2 separate regions of the Homo sapiens genome follow, and region 1 is linked to region 2. Evidence: chromatin loops called from intact Hi-C (ENCODE). Cell type or tissue: CD4-positive, alpha-beta T cell. All regions are shown on one strand. Links, peaks and the distances in the headings refer to the core of each region. The heading gives the core; the rest is flanking DNA.

The links. A loop is a pair of places that touch in the nucleus more often than their neighbours do. Peaks named below come from ENCODE experiments on the same cell type or tissue, not always from the same donor. Only the 100,000 strongest peaks of a DNase experiment are listed, where the experiment ranks them.
Region 1: a loop joins it to region 2, with 2.8 times the contacts of the local background. A loop is called at or near these places in 4 of 110 quality-filtered maps.

Annotation. Positions count from the first base shown.
Region 1 is chr13:48,766,052-48,771,434 of GRCh38, reverse strand. It overlaps the pseudogene PSME2P2. Among named protein-coding and RNA genes, the nearest start is that of CYSLTR2, 110 kb to the right of the region's middle. In CD4-positive, alpha-beta T cell, for the core only: CTCF peaks have their summits at 1,949 and 2,159; a DNase peak (open chromatin) is centred at 2,134.
Region 2 is chr13:48,092,192-48,097,574 of GRCh38, reverse strand. It overlaps MED4 (mediator complex subunit 4), which reads left to right and starts at 2,471. Exons shown (of 7, transcript NM_014166.4): 1 at 2,471-2,621. The coding sequence starts at 2,497. RefSeq lists a silencer at 2,968-3,262. In CD4-positive, alpha-beta T cell, for the core only: CTCF peaks have their summits at 2,140 and 2,340 (motif pointing right); a DNase peak (open chromatin) is centred at 2,434; H3K4me3 peaks cover 1,525 bases; H3K27ac peaks cover 606 bases.

The DNA.
Region 1 (5,383 bases), core at 276-5,275, 670 kb before region 2:
GCTTAACCAGGGCAAGCAGGGACAGGACTTTCTTATTCCCAGGGAGAAATCCACACTTAGGGACTTCTTTCTTCTCCTACTTATCTGTTTCCATCTCATCATCCTTGGGTGGAGGGTCTGGGTTGGGGATGTCCAGTGGGGCCCGGAGGGAAGTCAGGTCAGCCACACTGAGGGAGCCCTCTCGCAAGAGCTGATTCAGGTATGTGATTTTCTGTGGCAAGAATCTGTAGAGGAATTCCTCAGCCTCCTGGAAAAGGAAGGAAGACCTCCACCTGTTTGCGCTCAGGCGCACCCTACATGGCTTGGCCGTGCTGCTTCAGTTGCTAGATCTCTGGTCTCTAACAGGGGTATTCTTGATACCCCTGGAGATGTCTGCCAGTGACAACACATCCTTCTGACTCTAGTTTGCAAGGAGCTCACTGCTCTGGTACTAGGATACTATAATATTTGTATTCATCAGGGTTCTCCAGAAAAACAGAACCAATAAGATATATATCTATAGATATATAGATAGATAAATAGACATAAATATAAGAGGAGATTTATCATAGGAATAGGCTCACAAAGTTATGGAGGCAGAGAATTCCTACAATCTATTGTCTGCAAGCTAGAGAACAAGGAAAGCCAGTGTGTAATTCAGTCTGGGTTCAAAGGCCTGAGAACCAGTGTGAAGTGGGGTGATGATGTAAGTCCTAACCTGAATCCAAAAACTTGAGAACCAGGAGCACTGACAGGAGAAGATGGATGTCTCAGCTCAAGCAGAGGGTGATTTTTTTCCTCCTTCCACCTTTCTGATGATTCAGGCCCTCAGTGGTTTGGATCTGCTTTACTTGGTTCATCAGTTCAAATATGAAACTCTTCTGGAAATACCCTCACACATATACCCAGAAATAATGTTTACCAGCTCTCTGGGCATCCTTTGGCTCAGTCAAGTTAATACCTAAAATTAATCGTCAAACTATGTAAACTCAAAATAGGAACACAAAATGTCTAACTATGAACTGGGATTTTGATTCAGAAAGGTCAAATTCACAATGACCAAGTAGGCATGAATTCCCAGATCGCAGTGGATCTGTCCTAGTGAACTTAAATGATAGTAGCAGAGTAGACCTGGGGGTAATAGGGGGATCCATGAGTATCCTTGAGGGGAGGCAGTCTCATAGTGATCCCAGCTCATACCATCTCACTATTTGATCTACTTAATGACTCTTGGGTGGCCTTTGAAGCTAGGAATTGGGAACTCAGCTGGATAGCACTGGATATCTCCTGACAGGGAAGGTGACATAGGTATCTGTGGGGTTCAGACCATGCTTCTGCATACAGCTCTGCTCCAAATATGCCCTCCCACCACCCACCCATGGCCTTTGGCAGTGGGGTTAACGTTGAGCACCTGAAAACCTTCCATCTCAAAGTTCTAACAGCCTGATCGTTCCCTGGTGCAGGGGTGAGGAGTGGGAGGGAAGAATCAAGCTACCCTCAACAGAAGCAAAATGACTTCAGATGTGAAGAACAAGATGGAAACAGGTAGTTGGTAACATAAATTTTTGTCTTAAAAAAGAAATCAAACTCAAACCATTGGCGTCAAAAGTAGTGGAAGATGAGGATCATGAGAAAGAAAAAGTGTGTGTGTTTCTTTTTTTTTTTTTTTTTTACTGTGCTTCTGATTATAAAAATCAGAGGAGAAACATCAGGAAAAGGGCAGGACGGAAAGCCTTAGTCTCTTCTTCTCCCACGGGACACAAAATTAGCAACAACAGTCAGACCAAATGCCTCTGTAAGAAAACCAAAAGTCAGTTAAAAGGTTCTTATACTGATCACGAAGCCAACCACATTGAAGCCCAGTAGAAAAACCTGTGGCATTCTCCATTCTTTCTCATCAGAACATCCCTCCCACTCCAACATGTGATTGGGAGGAAACCCTCAACTCTTGTCTTCTCCTTGAGGTGAGAAAGGAGTGGAAGGGGTATCAGACCTCCTGATTTTTAGAGATGCTGCCCAAGGGACTTTTGTGTGCCTGAGACTGCACTGACTGGAATAGGTCACCTAAGGATTGCCAAGAACAATGATCAACTATGCACCAGAGTCAGTAGTACCAAAGATAGACACTGGGTGGAGCTCCAGTACCACTATTTACTACAGCACCAGAGAGGCTGCAGTATCACAGACAAACACCAGGGAGAGCTCCTGAATAGATGTTGGGAAACGTCTTCAAACAGATTACACCCACAAGCCGAGGAAAGACTTATACCCAGAAAATGCTTGAGAAGTTTCCAGAATTTCTAGCCTGGCTGACTGGAGAAATTCCTGTATGTATAAAACCAGATAATAGGAGAGTTGGCTGATTCTTAAAATGCTGAAACTGCAGCAACAAAACAACAAAACATGCAAAGACAGAGAACCATGACACTTTTAAAGGAACAAGTTAAATCTCCAGAAACTGACTTTAAAGAAACAGAGATATGTAAATTACCAGACAATTCAAAATTACTATCTTCAGGATGCTCAATGAATAAAAAGAGAGCACGGACTGACAACTAAACAAACTTAGAAAAGAAATGCATGAACAATGTGAAAATATCAATAAAGAGAATTTATGAAGAAGAATAAAACAGAAATCCTGGAATACAATAATTGAATTGAAAAATTTACTAGATGGTCTCAACAGCAGGCTTGACTAGGCAGAAGAAACAATCAACAAACTTGAAGATAGAAAACTTTTAAAAGGCAGAACAACAACAACAACAACAAAAGAACAATGAAGAGAGTCTAAGAGATTTCTGAGACACCATCAGGTAGAATAACATGTGCATTATGGGAGTTCCAAAAGGATAAGAAAAAGAAAAAGGGGTAGAGAATCTATTTGAAAAAATAATGGCACCCTGTTTTCCAAATCTATGAGAGAAATGAATGTGCAAATTCAAGAAGCTCAGAGAACTCCAAACAGAATAAATCTACACTGACATGCATCACAATCAAATTTTCAAAAGTCACAGATAAAGAGAGAATTTTGAAAGCATCAGGGGAAAAGTACTCATGATGTACAAGGGAGCACCAATATTATCAGCAGATTTCCCAGCGGAAACCTTGCAAACTAGAAGAGAGTGGGGTAATATATTCAACGTACCAAAAGAAAAAAACCCTGCCAACTAAAAATACTATGTCTGGCCAAGCTGTCCTTCAAAACTGAAGGAGAAATAAAGACCTTCTCAGATAAACAAAAGCTGAGGGAATCCGTAACCACTTGCCTTACCCTATAAAAAATGCAAAAGGAAGTCCTACAAATTGATACAAAAGAGTGATAAACAGCTGCAAAAAGCCCTATGAAAATGTTAAATTCCCTGGTAATGGTAAATATATAGAGATATATAGAATCCCGTAGTATTATTATACAGTTGAGTAAATCACTTATAAATCTGGTGTGAAAGCAAACTAAATATAGCCTGAGAAGGACTCTGTACTTTACATTTGAGTCCTTGTGGATGAACTATAACCTAGCTTAATAGACAGAAACAATTGTAAACCTAAGTTAGTGGTATGTAGTTGTAACAATAGCTAAGTCTTGGCCAATCCCAGTGGCCATACTTCAGCCATTCATATACTACTGAGTGTTCAAACTGTGTTCAAATAAGGCATACGCTGAGCTGTAACAAATCCAGCCACTCTGTACCTCACTGCTGATTTCTGTACATCATTTCCTTCTTTTTTTTTGGTCTATAAATCTTCTTACACCACATGGCTGCACTGGAGTCTCTGTGAATCTCCTATGATTCTGAAAGCTGCCCAATTCACGAACTGTTCATTGCTCAATTAAACTCCTTCAAATTTAATTTGGCTGAAGTTTTTATTTTATCACTGGTATAGAATAATTTTTAGCAAGCAAAAATATAATTATAAATATGTTAATGGATATATAATATAAAAAGGTATTTTGTGTCATCCACAACATAAAAGGGGACAGAAATGTAATGCAGTAATGTTTTTTTACATGATCATATATGCAAATGAGTTTATCAATGTAAAATAGATTGTTATAACTTTAAGATGTTTTATGTAATTGCATTTGTAACCACAAAGAAAATATTTATAGAGTATACACAAAAGGTAATGAGAAGGGACTCAAACATGACACTACAGTATGAAAGGAAAATAAATCTTAAGACCCCAAAAATCACCAAGCCAAGGGAAAAGTCAAGCTGGGAATTATGTCAGGCAAACCTGCCTCCTATTTTATTTCTAAATAAGATAGCTACAAAGGTAAGAAGCTACATACCTCTCTCACAATTTGCCCATAAGGAAATTCCTTATGGACAAAGGACAGAACTCAAAGTCATCCCTCCAAGGCTCACCTGAGGCAAATGCATATCCGATTGCTTCCTCTGCCCTATTGTTTATGTAAAAATGCAGATTCACTGAGCCAGACTAAATTGGATATTCAGTGGAAGGCTGATCAAGGACTCAAAAGAATACAACCTTTTGTCTCTTATCTACATGTGACCTAGAAGCTCCCACTTCTAGTTGTCCTGCCCTAGTGGAATGAACCAATGTACATCTTATACATATTGATTGATGTCTCATGTCTCCCTGAAATGTATAAAAGCAAGTTGTACCCTGAACACCTTGGGCACTTGTCATTAGGACCTCCTGAGGCTGTGTCACAGGCACATCCTTAACCTTGGCAAAATAAACTTTCTAAATTGACTGAGACCTGTCTCAGATATTTTGGGTTAACAACAACAACAAATCAACAAAATGCAAAGGAAATAAGCAAGAGATGAAAAGAAGTACAAAAAAGCTATAAGACAGACAGAAAATGATTTAACAAAATGGTAATAGCATATCCTTCCCTATCAGTAATTACTTTAAATGTAAGCAGATTAAATGCACCGATTAAAAGACATTGACAGGCTTAATGGATAAAAAACAAGATCCCACCATATGCTGTCTAAAAGAGACTCACTTTAGATCTAAGAACACACATAGGCTAAAAGAGTGGGAAAAGATATTCCATATAATGAGAACCTAGAGAGAGCAGAGGTGGCCATACTTACACTAGACAAAATAGACTTTAAGAAAAAACTCACAAGAGATGAAGAAGGACATTATATAAAGATTAAAGGGCTGATTCACCCAGAAGATATAACAATTATTAATGTATATCCACCTAGCAGCGGAGAACCCATATGAAGCAAACATCCACAGAAATAAAGACATAAAATTATACAAAGTATTTTTCTCTTACCACAATGAAATAAAATTAATCAATAGCAGAAGGAAAACAGAAAAATCTATAAATGTGGAAATTTGGCAATACACTCTCAAACAACCAATAGATCAAAGAATAAATCAGAGGAGAATTTAGAAAATATCTGGAGCCAAATAAAAA
Region 2 (5,383 bases), core at 248-5,247:
TTTACTATATGACCCCGGCATGTGTCTTAACATTTCTGCCCCTCAGTTTCATTATCTGTAACATAGGGATAGTAACAGTACTTACCTCATAGGAGTGTTAGGAAAATTAAACAAGTTAATATTTTTGAAGTGCTTAGAACACTGCCCACCATGTCAATAAAATTTCATGAGAAAGTAGTGTCCTTTTTGAATCTACAGATTGAGAAAATATGTACCTAACTCCAAATTACCATGAATTCAGTAATACTATATAAAATAATTCATATTTGTTTATCACGCCTGGATTTGTACAATTTGCAAGACAGTATATCTGTGAAAGATGCTATTACTTATCAGTCTATAGAAACTGTTTAATATGCATATGAATTTGCAATAAATCTGAGGAGGTCAGGAGTTCACAATACACATACATGCTCCACACACTGATCCTCAGTGTCTGCAAAGTAGGACTATAATTGGTCATTTTTAACTAATTAGAATCCTTCTAGAATTTTTATGTTTACACTAATATAATGTTCTCTCTCCTCCTACCAGAGTCATGGCTCAATATGACCCGTGAGAGTTGAGTAAACAAAACCAACACATACCGCAGAAGTTTGGCACCCTGGAAACTTAACATAAGAAATGATTGACTAGAGTACTGAGAGGCATGTTTAGAATGCAAGTGTAATGAACAAAGCTTCAATCTACTTTAGCCCATTGCCTGAGAATTGACTGCATTAACAAAAAAGGGTTAGCCAACAGCAGATGCAGGGAACGGTCAGAAAACAAAAGGTGACAAGGATCTCTTGCACTGTCTAGAGGAAAAGGTACCCTGACCTATGAACACAAATAATCCAATCTCTTGAACACAAATATCCCTACACTGTGGAGACACAAAGCCTCATGATTGTGTCATTAATTTTTAATCTATCCTTGTTTGTTCTGATCCAAGTTTAACAAGCAACATCCTGTGATAATATGGCTTCTCATATAGTTTTGTCTATGGGAAAAAGATATGTTTGGCACTATTACTTTTCATCGTAAGTGAGTAAATCAGCATTCTAGATTACGCAGCAGTTGCTATGAGTGAATTTATTTAACATGAATTTCTAAAAGACTTGTCAACTCTGGGTGCCCAGGAGTCAGGTTTAGCACCTCCAAAAAGACAGAGTAGAGGATGAGACCCTGAAATGAAAGGACTACAGGTACTACTACCTCATGGGAGTGAGGCAGTCCCAGACCATCTTTTATAATAGCAATATGGAATCCTCATTCCCAATAGGCTTGTAACTTTGCTTTTTTCTGGTAGAGAGTGATCCCTACTACATTGTTATCCCTAGGAAAAGTAGGCTAAGACGTATTTTTGCCTTTGACAACCAGTTCTGGTTTGGAATGTGTGGTACATCAATGACTTAAACTATGTTAATTAACTACTACTTATGTACTGTATTGGTTCCTTCAGTTCAATAATTAACCTGAGTAATGAGCAAAACATTTTGTTGGAAGATGTATGGCTATAAAGATGGATTATAGCAATGTGGAAGTAACCTAACTGTCCATCGTCAGATGAATGGATGAACAAAAGGTGCCATATGCATACAATGGAATATTAGTCTTAAAAAGGAAAGATATTCCAGCACATGCTACATCATGGATGAACCTGGAGGACATAATGCTGAGTGACATAAGCCAGACACAAAAAGACAAATACTGTATGATTCTGCTTATATGAGGTACCTAGAGTAGCCAAACTTACAGCAATGGAAAGTAGAATGGTGGTTGCCAGGGCCTGGAGAAGGGAGGGATAAGGAGTTAGCATTTAGTGAGTACAGAGTTTGTTTTACAAGATAAAAGGTTTTGGAGATGGATAGTTGCTCAACAGTATGAATGTATTTAATGCCACTGAACTATCCACTTAAAAATGGTTAAGGTGGGCCGGGTGCGGTGGCTCACGCCTGTAATTCCACCACTTTGGGAGGCTGAGGCAGGCGGATCACGAGGTCAGGAGATTGAGACCATCCTGGCTAACAAGGTGAAACCCCGTCTCTACTAAAAATACAAAAAATTAGCCGGGCGTGGTGGCGGTCGCCTGTAGTCCCAGCTACTCGGGAGGCTGAGGCAGGAAAAATGGCGTGAACCCAGGAGGCGGAACTTGCAGTGAGCCAAGACATCCGCGGCGATGCACTCCAGTCTGGGCAACAGAGCGAGACTCGTCTCAAAAAAAAAAAAAGAAAGAAAGAAAGAAAAAAAACCATTAGGCCCAGGAGAATCAGACTGCGTTGCCCCCACTGTTCTCAGTTCAGCTGTCGCTCCCAGGGTTTGGACCAGAAAGCCCTCGCCGGCCCAACAGATGGCGCCGGTGTCCGCAGTGCGCCTCCAGGCCCAAAGGGGGCGCTCTCGCCAGGCCTCTTTTTCCTCTCCTGGGTGACTCTTCCGCCTTCCGAGCCCGCCTTCTCGCCACGCACCTGCGTCAGCTCGCTCTGCGCGTGCGCCGGTGGCGGGACTCTGGGGAAAATGGCTGCGTCTTCGAGTGGTGAGAAGGAGAAGGAGCGGCTGGGAGGCGGTTTGGGAGTGGCGGGTGGTAACAGCACACGAGAGCGGCTGCTGTCTGCGCTTGAGGACTTGGAGGTCCTGTCTAGGTAATGCGGCGAGCCTGAGAGCCGGGCTGGAGCTGGGCCGGGGGACTGACCCCGGAGCCGGCCGGCCCTGCGTTTGTGCTCGTTCTCGGGGTTCGGCGGGGAGGGCCAGCTCGGGAGTTTCGGGTGCATGAGGGTCATGGACGTGGGGTCCGCAGCCCTCTGGCACTCTGGGCGGCGGTTTTTCCCGTTAGAGGGAATTTTAGTAATGATAAGAACTCGCGCGGTCTGAGCCTCTTCGTCCGCGGCCAGCCACTTAACATTTATGGAACGCTCCTTGGGGGCTCAGCATTGGGGAGACGGTAGTGAAGGGTAGACTGGATGCCAGCTGTCGAGAGAGAGACAGATGTGTAAACTGGCTTGGGGCCTGTTTTTATTAGAGGGCTGCGCTGCGGGGTACTGGAGCACAGGGACTAGGCACCTTTTTTGGTTGTAGTCAGGGCAGGCCCTCTGAAGAAAGTGCTGCTTGGGAAGCATGAGCTCGCCAAACTCACTAGGCAGCACAGATAGATGGAACAGCAAGTGCAAAAAGCCTGGCTTGGTGGAGTTGCAAGTTGTTTAGGATGGTTGTGTGTCAGAGATAGGAGATGAAATTAGATGTCGTTCTTCATATTCTGTCACCTTTCATGATAAGTCTTTCAAGTTGAAGCCTTCCTTGACTCCCTCCCATTGACTTGGATGGTAAATTATCTTGGTTCTACCTCCTAAAGTGTCGCTCCAATTTGCCCTCTCGTTCCAACCCCGCTGTTCATAACTCCTTCTTAAATGTAGCCTCCCAAACAGTTTTAATTGCCTCATGCTTCTGCACTTTATCCTTTTATATTGGCCGATACCAGTTTTAAAAGGCATCTTATATCACTTTTCTGCAGAAAAATTATATAAAAGCTACCTCATTGGTAGGTTTGCGTTGTCCAGTGAGGTAAAGTTCAAATTCTTTAGTCAGACTTCCACATCTTCAGTGCCATTCCCAGTCTACTCCCGATTTGGTGAATGATTCATATATCCTTCAGAATCCAGCTCAAATGTCACTTTTTCTATAGCCAACATTCTTTGACAGCTTTAGAATAAATCTTACCTGTTGTATTTTAAAATATACGTGATATAATCAGCACTTTATTTTTGGTGTAAATTTAGTCCTTGCCATCGTATTGCTACCAAGTTACCAGGTCAGCACAATATTTAATGATGGAAGAAAACCCGAAAACACCTAGACAGCAGAAATTAAATGGCTTATGTGTTTGATCCACTGTTTAAAATAAACTGTATTAGGGCCGGGTGTGGTGGCTCACGCCTATAATCCGAGCACTTTGGGAGGCCAAGGCGGGCGGATCATTGGAACTTCTTCACAGAATGAAGCTGCTCTGGTGGTGTGACTGGCTTCCAGAAAGGTCTCATGTGTTCACTCAGAGGTAGTTATGTGTACTGATTCTGTGATCTGTGAAGTTTGTCAGTCTCTGAATGTAATTTGTGTCTGGCTTGCATTTATGAAAATGAGAAGAAAAATCACGAATATACCTTACATATTTTTAGATTTAGCCTCTTTAAAAATAGTGGATTTATAACTTAGGATCTTTTTTTTTCTATTAACCTGATTATATAGCCTTTCGGGATATTTATTAGTTTATAAAATGTAATGCAAGGAGATAGTCTTAAAAAGTTGAAACACAGGTTGTAGGCTAAACGTTTTTTTTAACCCATTTGTAACTCAAAACTCATTGTTCCACAGAACCATGTTGATAGGAATCTTGAGTTTTCCACACCAGCCTGTTAATTCTGTTTACCTGAAAAGTGTATTACTGCTAATAATGTAGGCTCTAACCGCTATGGAAATTTTATTTCTATGGGGAATTGTGTCTGGATTCTAATGCAGTATGCTGGGAATGCACCTTCTTTTTAGCAGGACAGGGCTCTTGAGTGTGGGGGCTTCCTTTGGCCTCTTTTTCGCAGTTGGGGAGGACAGGGGTTTCTATTTTGTCCTGGACTGTTACAGAACATGACTAAGTCTTAGAGACTTCTACCTCCCCTCTACTCCGGCGCCTAAGGCAAGCCTTGTAAAGCCTTCTGTGGACTCACGCTCCCAGATTTGCAAGAACAGAGGAAGGCTTATCCCACATCTCCTACCATAGCCCCACTCTAGTCAGCACCACTCCTGCCCCACCTGAAACCAGCTTTTACTTAGACCAGAGGTTCTCAACCGTCTATGTCTCACTTGTGGCGTACACTAAAAAGTTTACTTAACATGCTGTTTTCATACGCTGTTGATCCATCAGCAAGTCCTGTTAGCTCTACCTCCAAAAGATATCTGAAATCTGTCCATGTTTCTCCCATCACGATTACTAAGTCCTGGAGGCTATAACCTCGTCAAAACCAGTGTCATTTTTTGCCTGGAACACTACAGAAACCACCTAACTTACTTCCTGTTCTGGCCCTCTTACAGTCTATTTACCAGATCACTCAACAGTTTTTAAAAGTATAAATCAGGTCATGCCATTTCCCTGTTTAAAATAACCCAGTGGCTTCTCATTGCATTTAGAATGAAACACTAGGCCGGGCGCAGTGGCTCATGCCTGTAATCCCAGCACTTTGGGAGGCCGAGGCCGGCGGATCACCTGTGGTCGGGATTTCGAGACCAGCCTGACCAACAGGGAGAAACCCCATCTGTACTAAAAAAAAAATACAAAATTAGCCGGGCGTGGTGGCACATGCCTGTAATCCCAGCTGCTAGGGAGGCTGAGGCAGGAGAATTCTTTGAACCCGGGAGGTGG